Linked DNA regions of Homo sapiens: region 1 is linked to region 2. A link is a contact called in ENCODE Hi-C or POLR2A ChIA-PET data. All regions are on one chromosome and are shown on one strand. The core of a region is the stretch at or near the end of the contact, and the rest is flanking DNA. Distances in the headings are between cores, read along the strand shown.

Region 1 (6,117 bases), core at 564-3,063, 1.0 Mb after region 2:
GGGTTCACGCCATTCTCCTGCCTCAGCCTCCCGAGTAGCTGGGACTACAGGGGCCCGCCACCAAGCCCGGCTAATTTTTTTGTATTTTTAGTAGAGAGGGGTTTCACCATGTTTGCCAGGATAGTCTCGATCTCCTGGCCCCGTGATCCGCCCACCTCGGCCTCCCAAAGTGCTGGCATTACAGGCGTGAGCCACCGCTCCCAGCCAAGTCCTAATCGTGATCTAGAGATCAAGGCCCAACTGAATGCTGCCTCCTCCAGGAAGCCTTCCTTGCTTGCTTGCATTGTCTACCTTGGAAGCCCTATACTCTCTCTTGAGCTCTCTGTCCTGATGGGAGCTCTGTCTACATCACCCTGGAGCCAGAATCAAGTCTTATCTTAGCCCAGGAGCTCCGAGAAGGCAAGGGCTGCATCTGGGGGGCCTGATCTCAGGGAATGTGTGGATGGACACAAGTGTGGCTGTGGGGGCTGATGGGAAATGGGGGATGTGGACAGCTGAGCCCTTCAGGGTGGGCGCCCTGTGGGGGCTGGAAGCAACAGCCAGGGGTGCCGGGGGTGTCAGGAGCATTGTTTGGGGCCTGGGCCTGTGATTCGCTGGTAGCTGGTGGGGATGGTGAAGCTTAGTGGGTACCACCAGCCAGAGACCTGGTGGGAGTGCCACCCTCGGGCTGGGAGTGAGGACGTGTCCAGGAGTCCAGCCTCTGGTCACAGCTGTTAGTGAACCGACTGCAAAACTCATTGCCAAAGAGTTTTGGCAATGACCTTGGTTCCTCACCCCGCTCAGGGGCAGTCACAGCCTTCCACCTCCTGTGCACATGGCTTGCTCAGAGGGCACCATCCTTGTGCTGGGAGACTGGGGGCATGGGGTGGGGGAGGCCGGGCCACTGAGGGGCCACTGGTGCCCTCCCACCCAGGAGAACAAGGAAGCCTGGAGTACTGGCTAAGCTGCAGCCTGGGATGACCTGACCCAGCCCTGGGAGGTGACTTGAGGACAGGGAAGTGTGGTGGCTGCCAGACTGGCTAGGCTAGCCCAGGAATGTGAGAGGTTTTCCCTGACAGAGAGTGTCCCGGCCCGCAGGGAGGGGCCTGGCAGGTGGGGCCCCCTGGCTGGCACCTGCTGTCCCTGACCCAGGACTGGGAGAGGGCACGGTGGCGCATCACCGGTTCCTCTGTCAGCAGGAGACAGGGCCCTCTGCCACCTACACCCCCTGCCCCCAGCTCTCTACTGAGCCTGCAGCCAGCCTGCTGGGGCTTCCGGGCACAGGCAGCAGCCCTCGGCTCGGCCACCCTCCCACCCCGAGTATGATGGTCCAGGCACTTGGAGCCTGAGTTCACATCCTGCACGTAGGAGGCCCCTGTCCTCACCTAGAGAATGGGGGGAGAGGCCGAGGTGGCAGGAAGCAGGGAGCCTGGCCAGAGCTGGCACACCAGTGCCCGCGGAGAGGCATGGGAGGAGGTGCTGCCCAGTTATGCCGGTGGGGTCCTCTGGGGCCTGTGCGCACACCTCCCACCCTGCCTCCCCACTTTGGACTCCCCACTTGGCACATCTGGAGCCTTCCCACCTGCTCAGGGGCAGGAGGGATGATGGCCTGTCCCACAGCCCCAGCCTGTCCCAGGGAGTAGGGGGCTGAGCCGGAGCCCCAGGCAGTGCAGCGGAGCCTGGTGGGGGACTGCACCACCAGGACCCTGCACCTTCACGACTCACCAAAACACAGCAGCAGCAGGAGCGGCACCGCCGCCGGCCGCCTCATGTCCTCAGGCCTGGCTGGGGCGCAGGGCCGTGGTCGGCGGTGGCAGAAGCGTTGGAGCACGAGCGAGGTGCAGGCTCCATGAAGTGGAGTTTTATGCTGGAGATGAGCACAGGCCCGGCTATGCGGCCCAACCCGTCGGCCCGGCCTGCCCAGCTCCTCTCCTCAGGAAGGAAGCGCCCAGAGCCGACTCCTCCGTGACCTAGCCCTGAACCCCGAGACCCCAGGGCAGACCCCTCACCCCAGCGCAGCACGGGGTGCCGTTGGCCTCGGTTCCTGGACCCTGAGCTGACCCAGACCCCCCAGCAGACCCCGAGCTGACCGCGGTGCACGCGAAGTCCGTCCAGCTTCATTCATTATTATTATTATTATTTTTTTTAATTTTTTGAGACAGAGTCTCGCTCTGTCGCCCAGGCTGGAGCGCAATCTCGGCTCACTGCAAGCTCCGTCTCCCAGGTTCAAGCCATTCTCCTGCCTCAGCCTCCTGAGTAGCTGGGATTACAGGCAGGTGCCACCACGCCCGGCTAATTTTTTGTATTTTTAGTAGAGACGGGGTTTAACCGTGTTGGCCAGGCTAGTCTCGATCTCCTGACCTCGTGATCCGCCCTCCTCGGCCTCCCAAAGCGCTGGGATTACAGGGGTGAGCCACCGCGCCCGGCCTCATTCAGTATTTTATTGAGCGCCGATGGAACACAGTGGGGCTGGGCCGCGCTGGTGGGAAAGTCAAGGCCAGGGGTGTTTGCGGGGCCGAGGGCAGGGGAGGCGATGGGACATGGGGCGGGGTCCGGAGTTGGCCGCAGCGACCCTCCTCCCGGGACAGCAGGCCCCAGAAGTTCCTCAGGCGCGCGCCAGCGCGGCCCAGGCGGCCGACCCGGGCCCCGGCTGCCATCCCTTGGAAGGGGCGGGGGCTTCCTGGCACCAGGCGGGGCGGAAGCGGCTCCGGGAAGGCCGGGCCGGGGTTACCGTTTCGGTGTCCCCGCCTGGCTCTGGGCGCGGCGCCGCGGCGGAAGAGGCTCGGGGAGGAAGTTATTTGGGGCACGGCGCTGACGTCAGAGACAGAGTGGGGCCGGGCCGTGGGGTCGGGGGCGCCGGACCTGTTTCCCCGCCGGCGCCGGGGGTCGGTACTCGCGGGCGGGGCGGGGCCGGGCGGCTCCGGGCGGGGCTGGGGGTGCGGCCGTTCCCGCCTCAGCCTTGTCCGCGCGCGTCGTGGTGCTGCCCTCTGGTGGGCGCGGGGCGCGGCGCGGGCGGCCAGGGGTGCAGAAGGGGCGCTCCCAGCCTCATGGTCCGGGCTCCGGCTCCCCGCATCGCCCTCCCTAGCCCCGCCCTCCCGCGTCTCCGCCTCCGCCTCCACCGCCTCCTCCCACCCTTCCCTCCCCGTCCAGTCCCTGGAGTTCCCGGGTCGGGGGTGGGAGGCGGGCTGGGCAGCCCCTGGGGGTCTGGAGGGAAGGAGGGAGGGCGAGGAGTGGGAAGAGGGGACTCCAAACGTATTCATTCATGTATTGATTTATTCATTCAGTCAGTCAGTCATTTCTGAGCAGATTTGAGCCCAATACTGTCCCCGGTTTGGGGAATACAAAGGTGACCCAAACAGACCTCACCTCAGTGTGAGAGAGAGAACATCATTTAGCAGAGAAATCTCTAATTATAAACCGCGACGGGCTGGGTGCAGTGGCTCACACCGGGAATCCCAGCACTTTGGGAGGCCAAGGCAGGCAGATCACCTGAGGTCAGGAGTTCGAGACCAGCATGGCCAACATGGTGAAACCCCGTCTCTACTAAAATACAAAATTAGCCGGGCTTGGTGGCGGGCACCTGTGATCCTAGCTACTCAGGAGGCTGAGGCAGGAGAATCACTTGAACTCGGGAGGCGGAGATGGCAATGACACGAGATTGCAACACTGCACTCCAGCCTGGGAGACAGTGAGACCCTGTCTCAAAAAAAAAAAAAAAAAAAGGAGAATAATAATTATCAACCACGGAAAGTGTTTCAAAGTGTCTGGGTGACCACATTTCTCCAGCACCCTATGGTCAGGTCACTGATGGGATCTCAGAGGCAGTCTTAGAGCCTCGCAGGTAACTATTTCCTCTTGGCACCTTTCTGTGTGTTCCTTGGTGTCTGCTCCCCAACCCTCCTTTTAAGCCCATTCCTCTAAGGGTGTCTCTGCCTTAAAATCAAGAAAGTGACAAAAGTCAAGATGCAGATCAGGGCCAGGTGCAGTGGCTCACGCCTGTAATCCCAGCACTTTGGGAGGCCGAGGCAGGCGGATCACGAGGTCAGGAGATCAAGACCGTCCTGGCTAACACGGTAAAATCCTGTCTCTACTAAAAATACAAAAAATTAGCTGGGCGCGGTGGTGGGCGCCTGTAGACCCAGCTACTCTGGAGGCTGAGGCAGGAGAATGGCCTGAACCCGGGAGGCGGAGCTTGCGGTGAGCCAAGATCTCGCCACTGCACTCCAGCCTGGGTGACAGAGCGAGACTCTGTCTCAAAAAAAAAAAAAAAAAAAAAAAAGATGCAGATCAGAAAGCGAGGACGCCAGGGAAACTTGGGCTCCTGAAGAACAAGGCACAGCCACGCCAGCGATTAGAGGATCGGGAACCCAGACCTCGCCTCCATGTCCCTGTACCTGGAGCCCACGGACCCAGGGCTGAGAATGGGCCCCTTCCTCATACCACCCACCAAACAAATGAAGAGGGCATTACAATCCAGAAAGATTTTTATGTTTTGTTTTGTTTTGTTTTGTTTTGTTTTGTTTTTTGAGACACAGTCTCGCTCTGTTTCCCAGGCTGGAGTGCAGTGGCACGATCTCGGCTCGCTGCAACCTCTGCCTTCCAGGTTCAAGCGATTCTCCTGCCTCAGCCCCGCTAGTAGCTGGGATTACAGGCCTGTGCCACCATGCCCAGCTAATTTTTGTATTTTTAGTAGAGATGGAGTTTCGCCATGTTGGCCAGGCTAGTCTCGAACTCCTGACCTCAGGTGATCCACCCGCCTCGGCCTCCCAAAGTGCTGGGATTACAGGCATGAGCCACCATGCCCGGCCATGTTTTTAAAATAATCAGTCCCTCCCTTCAAAAATAGAATTGGGGCGGGGTGCCATGGCTCATGCCTGTGAGTCAGAGGTTGTAGTGAGCCGAGATCGCGCCACTGCACTTCAGCCTGGTGGCAGAGCGAGACTCTGTCTCAAAAAAAAAAATTGAATTGGACATTTATCAACTCTCTGGAAGGGGGACAGTTTTCTAAGGTTAGAAGTCATGGCTGGGCATGGTGAAAGGAAGAGGGAAGGGTGCTGGTCAGTAAGCAGCAATAGCCACACACTCTCAGTCAGGTGTGAAAGTGAAATACAGACATTTTTGGCCAGGTGTGGTGGCTCACACCTCTAATCCCAGCACTTTGGGAGGCCGAGGCAGGCAATCACTCGAGTCCAGGAGTTCAAGACCAGCCTGGCCATTGTGGTGAAACCCCGTCTCTACTAAAAATACAAAAATTAGCCAGGCATGGTGGCACACATCTGTAATCCCAGCTACTGGGGAGGCTGACGCAGGAGAATCACTTGAACCTGGGAGGCAGAGATTGCAGTGAGTTGAGGTTGCATCATTGCACTACAGCTTGGGCGACACAGCAAGACTCTTTTTTTTTCTTTGAGACAGAGTTTCACTCTATCGCCTCCCAGGCTGGACTGCAGTGGTGTGATCTCCGCTCACTGCAACCTTCGCCTCCTGTGTTCAAGCGATTCTCCTGTCTCAGCCTTCTGAGTAGCTGGGATTACAGGCAGGCACAGCCATGCCCAGGTAACTTCTTTTTCTTTTTCTTTCTTTTTTTATTTTTTATTTTTTGTATTTCAGTAGAGATGGGGTTTCGCCATGTTGGCCAGGCTGGTCTCAAACTCCTGACCTCCTGATCTCTCCACCTCGGCCTCCCAAAGTGCTGGGATTATAGGCGTGAGCCACCGTGGCAGCCCTGACTCTAAAAAATAAAAAATAATAAATAAATAAATAAATAAAACCAGACATTTTCATGCTTGAAAGTTCTCAGAACATTTGGCCAGGCATGGTGGCTCATGACTGTAATTGAAACACTTTGGGAGACTGAGACAGAAGGAATCCTTGAGTTCAGGAGTTGGAGACCAGCCTGGGCAACACAGTGAGACCCCATCTCTACAAAAGAGAAAAAAATGTACTCCCTATGCGTGATTGTTGGAAAACCACCAGAGGAAAGATGCTCTTCAGCTAAAAGAGTAAAAAATCAAGAAAGCACAAGCTGTGGTCTGTGAAATGCAGACGTGGAACATGGCGGAGTACTGAAGGAAAGCTTGAGGCTGATGGTGAGGGACATTCTGGAAGGATAACTGTGCGCCAAGTCTAGAGGGCAGT
Region 2 (6,889 bases), core at 2,788-5,287:
GGGCCAGCGTTAGAAATCACTGTGGTACTAGAGCCGTTCTTCACCACGCCTGGGCCCATGTTAGGGTCTGCATAATGATCCCATTTCAGCCTGTGCTCTGCCTCGATTGTTGTGTTGGACATTCCGGTGGCATTTCCTTCTGAGACAAGGGAGTATGTGTGCCTTGGTGTAGTTGCTGTGCACTAGGAGCTGTGATCTCCCTCTCTGCAGGGAGGCCCCAGCCCCTGCTGCTTGCTTTCTGCCAAACCTGTGCTATGCATCAGCTGTGCCCTCTGTGGACTGTAACGGGCAGGACAGTTGGGTGTGGCCTGGGCTCATGCCTGGTGGTGTCACATCCCAAGGCAGCAAGAGCATGGATACCGATCACAGGGCTGCTGCGGAGTCGTGGGGCCCTGGGCTGGTGCCTCCCCTCCCTAGAGGTTTTGTTCGTACTCTTAACAGGGAGTGGGGGCAGGAAGAGTCCTGTACTATGCAGGTTGTGTGGACTTTACATGGGACCCTGCTAAGCTGGTTGAAAATGTTTTTCTTGTGTTTTAAGAATTAGGAGACATGGAAGAGGAAGAACAAAGTCCCCTCTGTAGTTGGTTTCCTTCCTGTGTCCCTTTGCAAGCTTCCAGGCGATCTAAGGTGTCATTTCTCCCTCCTGGGGTGACCCTTAGGCGCTAATATGATTACAGCGAAGACTTTCCTGATAAGTTCTCAAACTCGATGTGTGACTGTTTGGCACTTGAGACAAACCTGCCTTTGCAGGGAAAGTGTCTCTCACGGGCATTGGTGTGGGCGTGCCTGACATACGTGTTCAGTCCCTTGCATACCTTTGCCTTGAGACTTCTGTGTCTCCTTCCCATTTGGGACACCCAGGTGAGGGCCCAGACATCTGGATGTGGTCAGACCTCACCAAATATATGCCTTCGTGGTGGTCTCCCTCCTTGCGCCCTCTTGGGTGGCCAGCGTTCCTACTGCAGACGGCCCAACATCCAGTCTTTCCCCAGGACAGAGCTAACAAGGGCCCCTTTGCCTTCTCATCCTCAGGAGTTCCAGGCACATGAGTCACCGTCCATCCACATCCAGTGTGGCCTGGAGCTGCTACAGAGGTGTTGGGCAGGCCATGCCTGTGCCGCCATCTCTCCCTTCCTGCCTCATTTCATCCCCCGCAGCAGCCGGGATTGATTGTGCTTTCCTAACCCCCTTGGACCTACTCTCCCTCCTCCCCACCATTCCTCTTCCCCCACATGTGTGGCACGCTGCAGCCCTCAAGGCCAGCCCTGGCCCCTCCACTGCTTCTCTCCCCATCCACAATGGAGAAGGTGAAAAGAGGAGGGAAAGGCCTTTGGTGTGGACAAGCATGTGGACGCCCTCCGTCCTGCAGTCTTGCCAGCCCACCACAGCCACTGTAGACCACAGGCAGGCCGTGTACTGCACCACTGGGAGGACGTGGAGAGGACAGTGAACTTCCAGGCAAGAGCTTCCTTCTTTTGTCTCACGAGTTTTTCTTAGAGCTCTTGCCTGAGCTGGCTTCCCTCCTTCAGACATTGACATGAGATCTTAAGCAAACAGTCCCAAACCTCTTAGGGGTGAAAAAAGAAACATGCCACTTGATTAGGAGAGAGACAGCAGTGTTTGAACTACAGCATCTTTACACTAGCTTGTGTTTTGTGCTACGTATACCAGCTTCCAAAATTAGCATCTCATTGAGCCAGAGAAGACAAGGAGATCTCCCTCTGGGCATCTGGCTTTGCTGCGTCTCTAGAGGGTTAGGATACCAGGCCGAGTTCAGGCCACTGCTAGCTTTCTCATACTCCCACAGGCTAGACCAGAGATGCCAAGTCCCAACAGCACTGAGCTGTGTGCACTGTGCCAGGGACAGGAGGGTTTGTGAACTGCCTGTCAGGGTACCTGTTAGCCCCTGACAACTCAGTGGGGTGAAGTTTTGGAGGTCAGAGTCTGCTTTCGTAGGCTCTTTAGACAGCACCTACCACTTGGTTCTCCAGCGTAGACTCCTGGGAGCAGCCAACTGCAGCCATTGCCATCCAGTGGGGAGATGGGTTAGGGAGGAGGACGGGCTGACTCCTCTCCTGTAATAAAGCTGACAAGAGTTCTAGAGGATTCTGCTTCTCTAGTAACTAGACAGGTGATACGCATTTGCTTGCCACATTAAGGGAAAATGGTGTCATTTGTTGCAGAAAAACAATGGATACATTTTCTTCTGGCCTAAATGAATATTTATGTGCAAACATAGGCAACTGTTAAAGGCTGGAATTTTCAAAAGATCCAAACAGAGACTTCCTGCATCTTCTGCCTTTCCAACAGAAGCGGTGATCGTCTAAGTATGAGCCTGTGGCTTCCTTTGTGCATTTGAGCATGCTGTAATTAAGATGAGATCAGTTTCTTAGAAAAAGCTTTCCTGAATCCCTCTGACGTTGCCTGGGATCTTTCTGTTGATTCGTCTTTTCTGGAGATTGGGACAGAGCATCTGTGGTCCAGGGAAGTTAGTCCTCTGGCCTCAATTCTGTTGTGGATGTGCAGTGATAAGCGGGCATTGCGTGCCTCGGGGGATGCCTAGTTCGTGGCTTCCTGGCTGTTTTGTCCTTCTGTGTCTTGTAGCTGTAGGGTGCCAGCTCAGGGAGTGGGGTGTTGGCGGCGTTTCCGCGGTTGGCCTCCTTGCTTTGCCGCACCTCCAGGTTCTGGGCATGAGAGGCCGTGGCCTCATTTCTGGTGGATAACCTTTTTAGTTTAATAGCATCTTTAATTAGATCACAGCATTGAATTCAAAATTTCTTCTGCAAAGAAAGTTGTGGGGCATAAGACACCGGGAATGAGGGAGGAGGAAGACAGTTGTGTTTTCTCTTTAAACCTTGAGCTCTAGCCGATGCATTTGTCAGGAAATACAGCACTTTGTCTTAAGAAAACAAGGAAGGAGGCCGGGCGCAGTGGCTCACGCCTGTAATCCCAGCACTTTGGGAGGCCGAGGCGGGCGGATCACCTGAGGTGGGGAGTATGAGACCACCCTGACTAACATGGAGAGACCCTGTCTCTACTAAAAGTACAGAATTAGCCGGGCGTGGTGGCGCATGCCCATAATCCCAGCTACTGAGGAGACTTGAGGTAGGAGAATCACTTGAACCTCAGCGGCGGAGGTTGCAGTGAGTCGAGATCGCGCCAGTGCACTCCAGCCTGGGCAAGAAGAGCGAAACTGGGTCTCAAGTTAAAAAAAGAAAGCAAGGAAAGAGTAATTTACAACGAAGGAAAAAAACCCACAGCACACCCTTCGCGGCTGTCAGCGCTCTCCTGATGTCACAGTGGCTGCGTGTCCTTGGGGTGGGTGAGGTGTGGGGAGCCCAGCCCCTGGCCCTGCCTCCCGCGCCCCGCTCCCCTTCTCTCTCTTACTCGGTTAAGCCATAGCGAGGCCTCCGCTCGTTTCAGATATGAATTTGTTTTATAGATTATAAATATGCATATACAGTGTATGTATAAAGCAGAATGCCTGCCTTTCCTGGTTATTTTTTGTACCATATTGTAAATTATATTATTTATTCTTTACCAATTTTGGGAATAAAAGGTGTTTTGGTTATTTAATATAATAAGAGCTGTTAAACTTCTGTTTAAATTTCCAGTTCAACTTGTAAATGTTTTTATTGTGCATAAATACATACTAATGTTGATCTAAGGACTGTCGTTTGTGCCTGTTCTTCAGGGCCGCGCGCCCATGCCCGCAGTCCCTGGTCGGGCAGGTGCGGCCCAGGTGCGGCCCCGCGGTCGGCTCGCGGGCTCCCGCAGACCGGGCTTCCTCCCGAGGGCGCGGCCGTCCCAGGGCCCGCCCGGCCCGCCGCCCAATGCGAGCTCCCACCTCCGCGAGCGGCGTCGCCTTCCCCAATCGGCTGCGGGCGCGGCGCCGACCGTTCAAAGCCTAAGTCGTCGGGGGTGGGCGTGAGGGGCGGTGGCCGCGCTGAGATAGGCTGCGGAGGGATGATTGGCGTCTTGGCGCCCAATGGGCGCTGGCGGGCGGCCTTGAGTACCTGCGCTGGGCGGGCGGGAACGGCGCGCGGCGAGCTGAGGGTGGCGGCGGTCGACATGTTCCAGGTCCCGGATAGCGAGGGCGGCCGCGCCGGCTCCAGGTGCGGCGCGGGGCACACGGGAGGCGGGCGGATAGCGCGACCACGTGGCGGGAGCGGGCCAGCCCAGGGCGTCCACCAGCCGTGTGGGGTTGGGGTGGGGTTGGGGGGCAGGGCGACCTCACAGAGGCCCTCGGGGCCGCCGCCCGCCTTTCTGCGCCGCCGCCAGACCGAGGCCCGAAGCCCGAGGGGCCGCTCGCTGAGGCCCGGGCTGTGGAGAGCTGCCCGCGACCGAGGCCGAGGGCGGGGAGGGGCGCCCGGGCTCTGGGAACAAAGCTGTGTGGAGGGCGGGCTGCGCTCCCTCGCGCCTGGGCGCCCGCGTTCCGTGTGGTGCGTTCCGTGGGGGGTTTCCTGGGGGCGGGGTGTGCCCGTGGGTGCGGCCCATTTTGTCTGTGGGATGCGTGTCCATGTTCCCGGGGGGGTGTCCCTAAGGGGTGTGCGGCGATGTGTTCGTGGGGGGTGTCTGGCCATGCCCCCGCTCCTGTGCGTGTGGCCGTGTGCCCGTGTCCCTGGTGTGTGTGTGGCCTGTGCCCTGCCCATGGCCGCGCTTCCACTAGTTCATGTGAGTCCACTTCCTTTGGAAAGTGCCAGGGCGTCTGGGGAAGAGTCAGTTCTATCTCCTGGGAAGGTGGATGGCGCTCCTGGGCTTCGCTGTAGGAAGAAGTGGATTGGGACGAAGATATCCTGACTCAGCTTTAATAGCCAGGAACACTGAGCACACTTTTCTTATGTTTTTGAACTTTTAAAGCACTCTTTGGGTATTGGGACTCGCATGAATTAGAGGGACAGAGCTTACAAGGTCTTTCGTGCCACTTGAGCAGTAAACTTGCATTGTGAAGTTTGGGTCTTCAGATGCCTGAGGTTTTCTGTATGATGAGCCCCTCTGTGGCACAGCCTCGCCAGAGAAGTAGAAGAGAATATGTGTGCCATGACTGTTAAGACCAATACTATATTGCTTCTCAGCCTTTTGGCTATGATCAAGTGAAGACAAATACTATATTGAATAAATACTAAGTAAAAGAATTGCTCCAACTTGCTAAAAATAAAAACCCTTTAGATTGGCCGGGCGTGGTGGCTCACACCTGTAATCACGGCACTTTGGGAGGCTGAGGTGGGCGAGTCACGTGAGGTCAAGAGTTCGAGACCAGCCTGGCCAACATGGTGAAACCCCCGTCTCTACTAAAAATGCAAAAATTAGCCAGGCGTGGTGGTGTGTGCCTGTAGTCCCAGCTACTTGGAGAGGCTGAGACAGGAGAATCACTTGAACCCAGAGGCAGAGGTGGCAGCGAGCCAAGATAATGCCACTGCACTCCAGCCTGTACGACAGAGCAAGACTCCGTCTCAAAAAAAAAAAAAACCCTTTAGATTTGAGGGAGTTAGGTCAGTATTCAGTAATACTTGTAACCAAATAATTACCCGTGGCAGGGTGCAGTGACTCAACGGCTGTAATCCCGGCACTTGGGGAGGCCGAGGCAGGTGGACCACGAGATCAGGAGATCGAGACCATCCTGGCCAACACGGTGAAACCCCGTCTCTACTAAAAATACGAAAAAATTAGCCGGGTGTGGGGTGGCGGGTGCCTGTAGTCCCAGTTCCTTGAGAGGCTGAGGCAGGAGAATGGTGTGAACCCGGGAGGCGGAGCTTGCAGTGAGCCGAGATCACACCACTGCACTCCAGCCTGGATGACAGAGCAAGACTCCGTCTCAAAGAAACAGCCCTTCATCCATGGAACAGTGATTATTATGCCTAGGTCTGCACCGATGTGGGACCAGGAGTTTAAACTAGTGCTCAGAGCGAATCCGGTTTCTGGTTCCTGGTGGCCAGAGTTTTGCACCACCCACATCAGTGGGGGGAGGGACTGCATCCCCAGCCCTGTCCCAGTTGTGTGCATTTAGTACGTTTCCTTTTTGTTTGTGCTGCCTGGCACTGGCTGCCCGGTAAATGATGGTGTTTATTATCACCCTGAGCGACGCCGATGTTTTTATATTGACTTTCACGCTCCAGAAGTTAGCTGCACAGGGCCGCACTAAAGTCATACTCACACTACCCTGGGGGACTGGTTTCTGGACAAGGTGTTGAGAAAGGGAGAAAACTCTTCCTTTTAGGATGGTGAGGAAGGAAAGCCGGTCTGAACTGGATGATGAGGTATCACTGGAAGCTTCTGCTTGGGGTCCACCAGACGCTGCACATTTGCCACTCATCTGAACGGGGTCGAGTCGCAGGGCGGGCGCCTTGTAAGCGTCACATTTAGTTTTGCTGTGAAGCGAGTCAGGTGGTGGCTGTAAGATTACCTAGCCAGGTTTTCCTCTCCTGAGACCTCACATCTCTCCTTTCCTTGCTGAGGGATTGTCTTGTGTTAAAGGGGTTTCGTAAAAGCGTTATGCTTTAGCCGCGATTAACCTGAGGTCTTCCTTCAAGCTGGAACATTTCTATTTGTAAGGAATTTAATCCAAGTTTATTTCTCACTGCTTCTCTCTAAGCCTGACCAGTCCCCTCATCCTTTCTGAAACTCGGGGACAAACTATTAGAGAGGGTCAGGAGCATGGAGACCCCCGAGGAGGGTCACACAGCTTTTCCCTACCTCTCCAGTGCTGCAGTCCACTCCAGCTGTGTGAGGTTTTTCTTCTCCTGTGCGCTTGAGTTTCTCTTGTGTGTTTTGAATATCTTCACTGAAATATATGGAAGGGGTACCACAAAAGGCAAAAAATAATTGGGAAGCACCCCCCACTCACATTGTGAATTTGTCCCCAAATGTGTGAGCTCTAGCGTTCCCCCTC

The links. A loop is a pair of places that touch in the nucleus more often than their neighbours do. ChIA-PET counts read pairs that join two places held with the same protein, here RNA polymerase II (POLR2A). Pooled maps may share reads with other maps.
Region 1: a loop to region 2 is called in a pooled map, with 7 times the contacts of the local background. The contact joins the promoter of PRSS27 here to the promoter of JPT2 in region 2. A Hi-C loop is called at or near these places in 2 of 50 pooled maps. POLR2A ChIA-PET finds 5 or more read pairs at or near these places in 2 of 52 experiments (H1 and WTC11).

What each region holds. Positions count from the first base shown.
Region 1 is chr16:2,718,411-2,724,527 of GRCh38, forward strand. PRSS27 (serine protease 27) reads right to left here and starts at 1,814. Exons shown (of 6, transcript NM_031948.5): 1 at 1,705-1,814. The coding sequence starts at 1,750. RefSeq lists an enhancer at 2,084-2,651 and silencers at 2,385-3,144, 3,275-3,344, 4,028-4,197.
Region 2 is chr16:1,674,242-1,681,130 of GRCh38, forward strand. It overlaps JPT2 (Jupiter microtubule associated homolog 2), which reads left to right and starts at 4,038. Exons shown (of 5, transcript NM_144570.3): 1 at 4,038-4,115. The coding sequence starts at 4,072. CRAMP1 (cramped chromatin regulator 1) reads left to right here. Exons shown (of 21, transcript NM_020825.4): 21 at 1-3,667. RefSeq lists silencers at 3,665-4,064, 4,095-4,454 and an enhancer at 3,895-4,530.